Linked DNA regions of Homo sapiens: region 2 is linked to region 1. Evidence: chromatin contacts called from ENCODE Hi-C or POLR2A ChIA-PET data. All regions are on one chromosome and are shown on one strand. The core of a region is the stretch at or near the end of the contact, and the rest is flanking DNA. Distances in the headings are between cores, read along the strand shown. Region 1 overlaps MARCHF3 (membrane associated ring-CH-type finger 3). Region 2 overlaps LOC105379163 (a long non-coding RNA gene).

The links. A loop is a pair of places that touch in the nucleus more often than their neighbours do. ChIA-PET counts read pairs that join two places held with the same protein, here RNA polymerase II (POLR2A). Pooled maps may share reads with other maps.
Region 2: a map of PC-3 shows a loop between it and region 1 (9-fold over the local background). The contact joins two enhancer-like sites. A Hi-C loop is called at or near these places in 4 of 168 maps with a recorded cell type or tissue (CD8-positive, alpha-beta T cell, PC-3, endothelial cell of umbilical vein and 1 more) and 1 of 50 pooled maps. POLR2A ChIA-PET finds 5 or more read pairs at or near these places in 4 of 52 experiments (HEK293, MCF 10A, activated B cell and 1 more).

Annotation. Positions count from the first base shown.
Region 1 is chr5:126,998,894-127,005,615 of GRCh38, forward strand. The region is part of intron 1 of MARCHF3 (membrane associated ring-CH-type finger 3); the gene reads right to left. Among named protein-coding and RNA genes, the nearest start is that of MARCHF3, 28 kb to the right of the region's middle. Within about 2 kb of position 5,083, at least 3 of the 41 ENCODE cell types and tissues checked have a DNase peak (open chromatin) inside an H3K27ac peak, as active enhancers do; they include endothelial cell of umbilical vein, where a contact is called at or near this core.
Region 2 is chr5:127,037,936-127,044,514 of GRCh38, forward strand. It overlaps LOC105379163 (a long non-coding RNA gene), which reads left to right. Exons shown (of 2, transcript XR_007058920.1): 2 at 1-937. It also overlaps a transcript of C5orf63 not described here. Among named protein-coding and RNA genes, the nearest start is that of MARCHF3, 11 kb to the left of the region's middle. RefSeq lists an enhancer at 2,846-3,689. Within about 2 kb of position 2,981, at least 11 of the 41 ENCODE cell types and tissues checked have a DNase peak (open chromatin) inside an H3K27ac peak, as active enhancers do; they include endothelial cell of umbilical vein, where a contact is called at or near this core.

The DNA of each region.
Region 1 (6,722 bases), core at 3,833-6,332:
AAAGTAAAAAACTGTGACTAAGAGTTGGAAAAAATATTACTACATGCCACAAGACATTAGGAGGAAAGTATGTGTGCCAAAAATCCAGAGAGGCTCCCAGAAAGTTCCCTCTCAGCAACCCCTCTCAAGGAGAACCAACTTATTGTACTTTACACATAATTGCTTTTCAGGTCTGCCTCACAAATAATTCCTTGGTGAATACCTAAGTCAGCAAAACAACAGGAATTTTTATACTGATCCTATAATACTGGCAGGGTGGTGAGCTGCAGGGCTCAGTTGGGGCAAACACATAAAAAATTGCCAACTTGCATAAGAAGTTTTTATCTAATGTAGATGATGCAGAAAATGTGTCCATTTTCTTCCTTTTTCCAGATGGCAGACTTTTTTTTCTTACACAATACCCATTTGTATGGCAATTATGCCCAGACCAGCTTTCAATGAGTCCATTAGAGCCGGCCAGTCCAACACAACTTCCTGCACAGCCTGTCCCTTGGGGACATGGATTCTGTTCACAGGGCAAAGACCTGGATGGCTTGACCCAGCTCCCGTTCCTCCAAGCTCTAGACTTCATCATTGTTCTCTCAGGCTACTCTCTCCCTGACCTTCAGATTTGACCCTCGTTGTTCTATTTCTAGGCCTAAATTTACCTTCCCTCCATTACAGCTTCACCAGCCAATCCAGTTGCATTGCAGTAATGTCTCTCAGCTGACTTGGTCGCTGGTATTCTGGCACCTGGCCACTTTAGGGGGGCAGAGAGATATATTTTCAAAACATGCTATTTGTTACCAGATGGTCAACTCCTCTACCAATCAAATACACATCATTTATTTGTTCAACAAACAATGAACACCGATTATTATAAGACTGTTAGTGCTGAAGGTACATCAAATAAGATACTGTCATCCTCAGAGCACTCAGCCATTACTAATGTACCACACTGGATAGAAATCAGCTACCCCATTGAATCCATATTATGGAAACAAAGCAAAATCATACTAATACTTCAGAGTCATTCTAAACTTTATAGCTTTCCAGTAGCTTTTCTACTAGTGAGACTCTGACTTAAGGTTATTAATATTAGAATATATATTACATAGAATATATATTATTCTATAAAGTACATTAGAATATATAAGATCATTAATATTAGAATATATAATATAGAATATATATTATTCTGTAAAGTATATTAATGATCTTAAGTCAGAGTCTCAAGAGCAGATTGAAAGAGATCCTTCATATCATTTAACCAACCTTCGTTTGCTATCTCTAGCCCCCTCCCTTTTAGCATGGCTCCCTGCTAATCAACCTCCCTCTCCCTGTAGCCTCAATAAAAATCTTTTGGAAACATGTTTCTCAGATCTTTTTGAAAAAAAAATGCCTGTTCTCACACTCTGCCTCTTGATGCTAGAAGAAATAGAAGTTTAGGGCACAAAGTGATGTGACAGATCAGATCTATGTTGGACAGTTCAGTGGGCCTAGCGTGGCTAAGTTATTCGGTCACTGAGTTAGATGGCAGCAGAGCCAAGGGGGTTCGAGGTCCCTCTATGATCCCTTACACCCCCAGATAAACCCAACAGTACCAAGTCACCCCAAAGGAAGGAGTAACAAGTGGGACCAGGGAGAACCAGATGCTGCTGAAACAATCTTCACTCCACAGACTCACTAAAGCTAGCAAAGAACACCTGATAACCCATCCAGCTTTACATTACCAACAGGGCAGAATGAAAGGAACTGCAACTGCCTTTGAGCAAAGGTGGTGATCATTCATGACTCTTGAGTTTGCCCTTTTATTTTTATTTTTATTTATTTATTTATTTTTTGAGACAGAGTCTTGCACTGTTGCCCAGGCTGGAGTGCAGTGGCGCTATCTCGGCTCACTGCAAGCTCCACCTCCCGAGTAGCTGGGACTACAGGCGCCCGCCACCACGCCCGGCTAATTTTTTGTAGTTTTAGTAGAGACGGGGTTTCACCGTGTTAGCCAGGATGGTCTCGATCTCCTGACCTCGTGATCCATCCGCCTCGGCCTCCCAAAGTGGAGTTTGACCTTTTAAAAAATTCTAGGGCCAGGTGTGGTGGCTCACGCCTGTAACCCCAGCACTTTGGGAGGCCGAGGTGGGCAGATCATGAGGTCAGAAGTTTGAGACCAGCCTGATCAACATGGTGAAACTCCATCTCTATTAAAAATACAAAAATTAGCCGGGCATGCTGACGCACGCCTGTAGTCCCAGCTACTCGGGAGGCTGAGGCAGGAGGATTGCTTGAACCTGGGAGATGGAGGTTGCAGTGAGCTGAGATTGTGCCACTGCACTCCAGCCTGGGTGACAGAGCGAGACTTCGTCTAAAAAAAAAAAAAGGTTCTACTGGTAGAACTACACAGGATTTCCAATGCCATTTGACAAAGAAGGTAGGAATTTTGTAATTCAGTCTTACTCTTGCCATCTTACAATAATGGGTCAGAAAGGTTCTTATTTTGTTCAAATATCTTAGTCTAAAGCTTCTGATCTAAATTCTATATGGAACTGAACTTTACTGTCATCTGTAAAACAACAGAACATAATATGGTCAATACATAATTCTTGACTCAAACTACAAAACCTGCCTCTCCCCCATGGTACCAGTGTGCACTTAGTTGCTCAAGCCAAAAACTCAGGAGTCATATTTGCTTCCCTCCCATTCCTCACCCCACACATGCAATTTATTATAAAGTCCTGTTTTACTGCCACCTTGAAATCATATACTTCTTTCCCTCTCCACTGTCACCCTACCCAAGTCATCATCAGATCTTCCCTGAATTACTGTGGTAACCTCCTAATGGGTTGCCTTGCTTCCACTTTTGTCCCTGTACAATCTATTCTCCACATAGCAGACAGTCATCAGGGTGCCCACATGATGCAAGTAAGTCACAGTGAATTTGGTCCCGCCAGTAAGTCCTTGAGTGCTGGCCACTGATATAACATGCAGGAGGATGAGGAATAATTTGGATTTGTAATGTCAGTGATCTCATGGCATCACTACACTCTGAAAAGTCAAGCATGAATTACTTTATAGGAGACTCAAGGAAGACAGCTGTAATCATTTGGATGCATGCCACTAGAACACTACAGAATGGACACTACACATAGTGACACATTCTGGAGGATATGGAATGAGAAACAGAGTAAGACCAAGGATGAACTGAGTAGACTTAGTGAAGAATGACATGGCGCAAAAGGATTTAAAGAATGAAGCTGGGAAACCAACAATATCCAGCCACCAGGAAGACGTTAACCCTATCACGAGTGATGAAACCAGTTAAGAATTCCAGCCAAACAGCAAGGCCTTGAAGGGAAAAGATCTCATATTATCTCAGCCCTGATAACATTTGTCTGGTGATTATCAGAACACTAAGCAGTAGAGATGAGGGTTTTTTACAAAATATTTGTTAGTTTTCAAGTTCCTTTCCTACCACTTAAGTCTGGCTTATATATAACCAGCATAGTTTTGTGACTGTTAAAGATGTACCAGCCTGTCACTATTCTTGGTGACTCTTTCATTGAAAAAAACTGATGTCTGTTGTATTTGGATGGGCAGAGAAACTTACACATATAAAAGATCTACAGGGAAGGGATGGGCACAGAGATGGAAAGCAATTTCACCAGCCCCAAACTGGAGTAAACAGTTACCATGGTTACTTAGGGTTGGTATGTTTTCTGCATTGATTTAAAAATGCTTAGTTACGTTAGCATTCCAGTGCTGTATTGGCACTAAGTTCACCACATCAGAGGAAAAACTGTCAACAAGCCATTTTCCAGAGCCTGGACAACTTTGTCCTCTGGTGAAACAATATCACTGCAGAACGTTCAGAAAGTGGATGGCCATTAGCATCCCTTTGACATGTTTAACGTACCCAGATTCCAACCCCTTCTTGGAACATTTTTCAGGGCGGGTGAGCCCCCTTTCTACAAACACAGCTCCTTTCATAAATCAGACAATATTGAGGAGTTAAGACGAAATGAATTTCTACCGGGCCAAAACTTAGCTGTTACTACAATAGTGTACGCTGGCAGGAAACTGCCTGGAGGGAGCAATCGATAACCAGAGTGGAGAGGACAGGAAAGCAACAATCACAAGTCCCAGTGGACTAAGCAACTGGGGGACAGAGATTCTGTCATTTATCTCATTAGCCCCAGATCCTAGCAGGTGCCCAGCATTCACAAAACACTTGTTGAACTGACAGTTGAAAGAAAGAAAAAAGAAAAAAAAAAAAGCTCAGAGGTGGAAGCTTGGTAAGTGCGGTGTGAAACTAGAAAAATAAGGCTTTTGGCCGGGCGCGGTGGCTCACGCTTGTAATCCCAGCACTTTGGGAGGCCGAGGCGGGCGGAACACGAGGTCAGGAGATCAAGACCACAGTGAAAACCCGTCTCTACTAAAAATACAAAAAATTAGCCGGGCGTGGTGGTGGGCGCCTGTAGTCCCAGCTACTCGGAGAGGCTGAGGCAGGAGAAAGGCGTGAACCCGGGAGGCGGAGCTTGCAGTGAGCCGAGATCGCGCCACTGCACTCCAGCCTGGGCGACAGAGCGAGACTCCGTCTCAAAGGCCGGCGCGGTGGCTCACGCCTGTAATCCCAGCACTTTGGGAGGCCGAAGCGGGCGGATCACGAGGTCAGGAGATGGAGACCATCCTGTCTAACACGGTGAAACCCCGTCTCTACTAAAAATACAAAAATTAGCCGGGCACGGTTGCAGGCGCCTGTAATCCCAGCTACTCGGGAGGCTGAGGCAAGAGAATGGCGCGAACCCGGGAGGCGGAGCTTGCAGTGAGCCGAGATCGTGCCAGAGGAGTATACAACCTTGGTAGATGAGGAGTGAAGAGAAAAACTTACAAAAAGTGGATAGTGAATTATGTGTCATGAGAGGATCCCACAAAAACGTTACATTTGTCGTACACAGTTGTGCACAAATGTAATGTGGACACATTTGCACACACATGTGCACACAAACATGGTATGTACTAATGGGGAACTGGAACTTGACAGAACAATGAAGGGTGCAGGGTTCTGGGAGGGGCCCTGTTTGTTTTGGCCCCTGCTTGCAGCATGGGGAGTGGCTGAGGGAGGCTGGGGGCAGCCAGTGAGGGCAGACACCAGCTGCAGGTGGCACACAGGGTGTGGACATGTCCTGGGCAAGGCAGCTCCAGACACCCATCTGTATGGCTCTTTCTTTGTTCCACAGGAACAAATGAGCCCTTTCACAAATTCCAAAGGAGAGCCCGTCTAGTCCTATTTCCTAATAGAAACCAAAATTTACCTGACAATCCACCTTGTTTTTATTATCTATATATAGCAATGAATGATCTGCTCCCTATAAATAGGCTGCAAAACGGGGCTGTGCCTTTAGCAAACATTAAAGTGGAAATGGCCCTGACACAGATCAATAATGCTTGCCCATTTCCGTGTGCTGCTCTGTTTATTTTTAGCCCTTACACAGAGCCTGATACTTGTAGAAAAAAACTCCGTATCACCTTCAGGAATATTACCAATTAATGACGAAGGCAGAAATAGAATTTAAATTTACTTTATTCCTATCATTTCTTTTTTATAGGAATAAATTCAGACTTGGCATGAATTTGTTCTACTACCTCATTACATAGGTTCAGCCTTTGGGGAAGGAGATCATGAAGCTTATGAAATTCCATACCTCCTTTATTATTCCCTGTTTTCTTCTATTTGCCAATTTAGCTAAGAGTTCAGGTCTTTATCCCATGGGCAAAGAAGTACATGTAAATGCACATAAACTCAAAGAGAGAACTTTGCTCAGACATAGGAAGGAGTATGACCCCTCTCTCAACTTCCTTTACATGCACATCATCACTTAGTACATGAAGGAAACAGAGCTGCAAAACCCCAGTGAAGAGTGCCTTCATTGGTGCTCTTTGGCAATATAAAAGGCATATTAGAAAAAGCAGAGGGCACGAAAGCAAGTAACTGAGACCCAATTCACTACACGAGTTGCCTTACCATCTCTGTTTTTCCCATGGAGTCCAGCACAATGCCCTCACACAGCTGGTGTCAGCTGATGCTGGAGTTAAAAAAAAAAAAAGTTTTTCCTAAACACAAATCATATTGTGATTATTTGTTGAATACTAAAGTTCCCAGTGGACTTGTAAACTCCTTGAAAGTCCAGAAAAGAGTTCCGTCCTCATGTTTGCATCCTCAGTAACTAGACCAAAGCCTGGAATGACATACATGCTCAGAAAGTCTTTTTTTTTTTTTTTTTTTTTGAGATGGAGTCTTGCTCTGTCACTCAGGCTGGAATACAGTGGCACGATCTCAGCTCACTGCAACCTCCATCACCCGGGTTCAAGCAATTCTCCTGTCTCAGCCTCCGAGTAGGTGGGATTACAGGCACCCACCACCACGCCTAGCTAATTTTTATATTTTTAGTAGAGATGGGGTTTCACCATGTTGGCCAGGCTGGTCTTGAACTCCTGGTGTCAAGTGATCCACCCGCCTTGAACTCCCAAAGTGCTGGGATTACAGGTGTGAGCCAACACACCCAGCCAGGAAGTTTTGATTGAAAGATCAGATTATGTTACCACGTGATCCTGGGTAAGTCCCACAACTCCTTAGGGCATTCACATCCTCATCCAGGGGGTTTTATCAGAGTCCATAACAACAGCCATCAATAGGCATGTGACTGCCCTCAAATTCTGGGCAAAATTTTATTTAGCAGAATGTGTGC
Region 2 (6,579 bases), core at 1,731-4,230, 37 kb after region 1:
CTTTGTGACTGCAGACTGTGTTGTTTATTAGTCTTGGTGGTAAGGGGGAATTGCTGTACAGTACTTTTGTGTTAGGACAGGATCTTACAGATGATAATGAAGGTTGCAGGAAGGACTGTTGAAACGTTTTATTTTGGTATTTGTTTCATTTTTAAAGGCTGTGACTAGGACTTCATACCTGTCTAATAAGCATGCATGTAACATTTTTATATTTGCTGAGTGCTTCATAGTCCTCCATTAGTCCCCACAATACCCCTTGAGGGTAGGTCAGTATTACAGTTTACAATATGAGGAAATTTAAGATACAAAGGGATTATGTGATTTGTACAAGGTCACCCAGCATGCAAGCCTAGCTAATAAAATATGACTACAAAGCTCTTTCCAAATAAAAAGTACCTTATAAATGTTAGGTAGTATTAATGGGTATGATCCCAGAATGAGTAAAATACTCTTCAGGAGTAAAGTGCTCATACATGGTATATAATATTAATTCTCTCTCTTTTTTTTTTTTTTTTTTTAACCTGTGGGTGACTTTTGAAATAGTTATTCTTGAACCTGGCTATGCATCAGAAATGTCTCTAGAGTTTTTAGAACATGTGAGCACATAGACCCCTACTCAGCCGACAGAATCATAATCTGGGCAGTGGGATTTAGATAATTATGCCTTGAAAAATCTCCATGGGGGATTTGGATGCTCAGTCAGAGCTGAGAACCACTACTCTAGGCTAGAAGAGTAACATCGGTCAGGCCAAGAGCAACAACAAAACACTGTGGAGTTAATTCAGAAGAGAAAGTCTGGTGTCTTCCAGGCCTCTGTCCAGCCAGTTCACAACTATTATTAGCAGAGGAACTGCCTCCCTGAAATAATCAACTGTAATAACCATGTGTGAAATTCCCGGAAATAGTGCAGAGATTAAAGTTTATTTAAGAACCGTCAGTTTTTGAAAGTTATAATTTACTGGGTAAATTTACTGGCACACCCTTGGTTTATTACTGTGCTTAGTGTTTTTATTCTGAATACTTTGTACTTCTTCATAATCAACATGGTAAGAACCTATAATATCTGCCCATTCATCCATCTGCCAAACACTTATTGAATACTTGCTGTATGGAAATTTCAGAGTGAAAATAATGATCTTTTTCCAGAAGTTTATAATCAAGTGATAAAAACAGACACAGGCAAAACCAACCAACCAAACAAAAACCTGAAGCCACACATATGATAATAAAAAGTATAATCAAAGTGTTAGATGAGGCATTATTCATAATTGCTAAAAAGTGGAAACAGCTCAAATATCCATCAACTGATAAATGGATAAATGTGGTATACCCACACAATGAAGTATTATTATTATTCAAACAATGAAGTGGAATGTATACTGATAATGCTACAATATGGATGGATCTTAAAAACACTATGCTAAGTGAGAGAAGCCAGTCACAAACGTGGTATTCCCATACAATGAACTATTATTATTATTATTATTAAACAATGAAGTGGAATGTAGTACTGATACATGCTACAACATGGATGGATCTTAAAAACGCTATGTTAAGTGAGAGACACCAGTCACAAAGGACCACATATCGTATGATTCCATTTATATGAAATGTCTTGAATAGGCAAATCTGTAGAGACAGAAAACAGATGGTTGCCTAGGGCTGGGGATGGGGAAGGATGGAGGAAATGGGTGACTGCTAGTGGGTACAGGGTTTCTTTTTGGAGTGACGAAATGTCCTAAAATTGATTGTGGTGACAGCTGCACAACTTCGTTGACTATACTAAAAACCGTTCAATTGTACGCTTTAAATGGGTGAATTGTATGATATGCAAATTGTATCTCTAATAAAGACAATGGAAGATAGATAGATAGATAGATAGATAGATAGATAGATAGATAGAGCTGTATGAACTTGGAGGAAAGAGAGATTAATTAATTTGGATTGGAAGAAAGTCGTGGGAAATTTCCTGGAGGAAATGATATTTGAGCTGACTCAAAAAGGATGATTTTTGTAAGATGGTGTGGATGAAAGGAGGGAAGGTATGCTCAAAGAGACACTCAAAGTGAGGGTGCTTTCATGCAAGGGCAAGTTATCTGGAATAGACAAGAGTTTAAGATGCATGAAGGATACAGTAGATGGAGGCTAGATGCAGGGCTTTTACTGTCATGCTAAGTTCTGTGGTTTGGTTTTCATTTTTGTAGGCAATGGAAAGCCACGATAGGTCTGTGAGTGGATGATCAGACCTGTGATTTGGAAGGATAATTAGAAGTGGTGATGAGGTAGATAGAAGATGGCATAGGAGAGCAGTGAGTAAGGGAGGCCATTTAGGAGGCAAAGGCATTGCAATGTGTAGGTGAGAGATGAAGAAGCCTTCGACTACTGCAAAAGCCGTGAGGACTGAAACAAGGAGACAGATTTTTTTTTTTTAGTAGAGTCAGGGCACTATGTTGCCCAGGGTGGTCTTGAACTCCTGGGCTCAAGCAATCCTCCCACCTCAATCCTCCCACCTCAAAGCAATCCTCCCGCCTCCCAAAGTGTTAGGATTACAGGTGTGAGCCACTGCGCCCGACCAAGGAGGCAGATTTAAGAAATGGTTAAGAAGTAGAATCATTAAACTCACGTACCCCCTGATGGCCCTGGGGGAGTAGGTGGAAAAGCATACAAATTGGACAGCACACTATCTGAAACCACGTAAGGGCATGGGTCCTTTTTTGACAAATTATTTTGAATGAAAAAACTTTTGTTGAAATAATGTCCAGCAAGCAAATTGTAGCTCTTTACATCTGTTAACAAGGGTTTGATTACAGACATTCTTCAATTTTTTAACAAAGGAATGTATATTGTGAATCAAAGGTGGATTGAAGACAGAAATGCAATCCAATCATTCTGTGAGCACTTTCCAATCAGACCTCCCCTTGTTGAAGATGAAGCAGTCGTCATTTATGGACTATTCCGAATGACTAAGTATTTACCTCTTGCTCAGATAGCTTCCCTAGAAACACTTCCTTTGGTGTGAGCAACTTGGATTTACTGCCAGGGCAACACCTCCCATCCAACGCCCACACTGCCTCTTGGCTGGGTCCTCACCAGCAGGTGTTCATAAGCAGTATTTTGTTTTGCTTCTATTAAGAGTGTAGGCTTTGAAAAGCATCGTCTGAACGTATCACCCATTATACTTTCACTTACAAGTGTTCTTATGGGGAGATCTGAAACCTTGGCGTCTCAAGGATCAGGAAGACAAAGACTGCCTTTTCTCATGCAAGGCCACACCTATGTTTTCCATTAGAAGGAGGGGCAGGCAAATCCTGGGCAAGGTCAAAATATAAAGTCTCTCCCAGTGCATGGCGGTGCACTCCCTGGGGATCTGTTAAAACCTCTTTTGTGTGTTTTGGAAGGTGTTACGGTGAAACTGCCTGCTGCTAGCTGAGTTTGAGAACAGTGACCCTGACAAGTGCCTTACAGGAGTTTATCAAGTGGAGAACACCATTTAGAACACCACTCACTGAGATGCAGCTCTTATCTGTGCCTGTCAGTGAACAATGTTCAATCGCAGATCACAGTTGTTAGCAGAGCTAATTACAGCAGTCTCAGGTGAGAAGAATCCCAGCAACTGCCTCTAAGGGACTTCCATCACAGGGGCTTCGCAGGTAAGCAACGAAAATAGCCCCTTGGGGGATCTATAAACAACAGTTCTCTGCAACTCTGAACATGGACTCATCCACAGTTGGTGAGAGATCATGTTCAAAAGAGAACCACCAAAGGGAGAAGGAGGAAAGGGATGCTTAAAGCCAGGAAGGGAAATGTTCTGGATTAAATAAGAGCAGAACTGGGTATTTATTATTCCTTGGGCTGTCTGACTCACTGCATAACCTTATAAAGTCATTTCCTCTTTCTGGGACTCACTGTTCTCATCTCAAAAATAAGGATAGTAATACCTGCCCTATTTATATCACGGGATTGCTGACAGAATAAAATAAAATAAAATATGTATTTTTAAAAATAAAAGCTGGGGAAAACTAGAAAATACAGCTTTAGGTAGAGTAACTGATTCCCTTTGTCTTATTTCACATTTTACTTATAAATGATGGAAGGGAACAACAACAAATATTGGTGCTATTACAGAATCCTAGATTTCAGTTTCTCATGCCTCCAGTTTTTTGTGGTTTGCACATCTTCAGATTTGCCTCTCCCTCCCCAATTTGTTCTCAGCATCAGTTCTGGGGTAAACTCAGGCTCCAGTTTGAGGAGGAGAGGAAGATCCCAAGAATCTGAAGAGGCCAAGCCCCTGTATTTTTTTAGTCTCTTGTCTTTGTGTCTCCTGCTGCAGCCCACGTCTTGAGGGCCTCCTCCCAAGTCCTGAAGGTGAATCCTGCCTGTGGGATACCTGGTTTGCTGGGGACGTTGGCCCTGAATGAGAATTTCTAATGTCAAATTGGGACTTAAGAAGATATCTCTAGAACAGAACCAAAAAGAATCTGTAACAACGTGCCCTAAACATGTCTTAGGCTGGGTCTGTAACTACATTCTTGTTCCTGCTGAAAATCGCAGCATCCTTCTAACCAAGCAAGGCACGTCCACTTATCTGATGGTGCTGTCAGTGACAGAAAGGGATCATATTATGGATTTGGCAGGGAGGAAAAATATTTATTTCCAAATTTTGAAGATTTATCTTTTCCAGATATGCAAAACCAGTCAGAATATTAAAAAAAAAAATCAATGAAAAGTGATCATGTTTTGTGAGCAGAAGGAATCATTCTTGAATTCAAAATAATAATGAAGACTTATAAGGATCTCAAATCCATGATAAAACAAATGATTTGACAATAGCAAGTGAGTAGGACTACCAAACCCTTAACTGCCCCCTTATGGTGAAGCGATGTCTCCATTTAATGAATGTGTTCCATTAAATGTTTAAATTTCCCCTTTTCTTTTCTCCTCTCCGCTGTTTAGTTTTTTTTCAATGTTCAGCATAACTAAAAAGTCTTAAGTAGGGAATTGCACATAATTATAGGCTCCACACCAATGACAAAGTCATGCCTCTTCTTAAGTATTCATAATCATTTTTGTACTCTTCTTTCCTCCTCTGGACAATTTAGTTAGAATGACAGCAGTGTCCTTTATTTCTCTTGAAGGCATCTGCTGGTCTCACTTTGTGTACAGGTCATAAAACATCAAGAAACACAGTAATGTATTTTTCATGTAGTCACATATACATAAATTTTTAAAAAACACTGCTTTAAATGAATAGAACAAAAGTGGGAGGGAGTAACTAAATTTTATCTATTAAAGTTATTTGGTGAGGTAAGAATGTTTAAAAGACTATCTTTCCAACTCAAAGGCTGTGACCACCCTGAACATGCTGGCTTGTCCTGCCAGCTGACAAGTTGTTTTGTGCTGTTAGGTGTCAACTCAGTGACATCCTTTGCTCTCTCAACCTTTCCTTTATTACTGGCTTAGTGAAATCTGACATTGATAAGAACCCTAACTTGAGAATGCTTCACAGAGCAGGATCATTGCCAAATTCAGGAGTCTTGCTAGTTTGCAAGATGAGAGAATCCATGCAGAACAAAAGGCTGATACTAAAAGTCAGCAATCACAATGGGAATCAATCCCACAATCTGATTTCTAAATATCTTAATCTCCTCTGACCTTAAAAGAGTGAAATTGGCCTAATTTTGAGAATATCTTTACAAGAAAACACAGGGTAAGGTGGAGTGAAATCCTAAAACATAGCTCTTCTGGCAGTTCTTTCCCAACTTCTGACATCTCTTTTTTACCCAGATTATGCATCAATGCCCATTTTCTCTTTGTAGCATTAAATTCATAACAAAGAACATACAGCAAATGCCTCATTTACCTGGTCCAGGATTAAGTCTTTCTGAATATAGGACTTTCTCAGGTGACAGTTAACCTAGTCTCATGATGCAAATGTACATTTTAACTCATTTTTAAGGGAAGCGTTTTCTAAAATTTATTTCCCTCTCTGTTGCCTTAGTGGCCAGGCCACGGGTTGACCTTGTTGTGAGGACTCAGGACCACCACTGAGGTCTTCTGTGCAATGCAATGCTGCAACAAAGCCATCAGGGTTTCTGAGGAGAGCTGGGTCACAGGGTATTCTAAGTAGCACAATGAGGCCATGGGCTCAATTTGCCTTTAACTTGTATCATCTAAACTTTTTGGTGTTCTCAAATCATTAACAAAAGTTCCAATTAATATTTGGCCTACAGTATTTCTAAGGATAGAAAGTTTTCCATCAGGAATTCCGTTCAAATATACCATTTCAGCATAAAGAAGGGATGCCCATGACTCTCAATATAGGCCTATGGTTGGATTCTTCTTATTACTACTAGTCTATTAGCTGGCACTCCTATGTGCTGCTTCTCCTCTTTTGTATGACATTAATATTAATATTAATATTTCCCCTTTCCCTGAAGCTTTATGTCCTTGTAGACTTTAGAATTCAGAGGTTTAGCTTTGGTAGTCATCTTTGAACCTGAGAGAGGAGGTAAAATGCAAAATGTCAGTGCCTAAGCTGAAGACCGATCGAATGAGGCCATTCTCTCTTGATTATGTCTC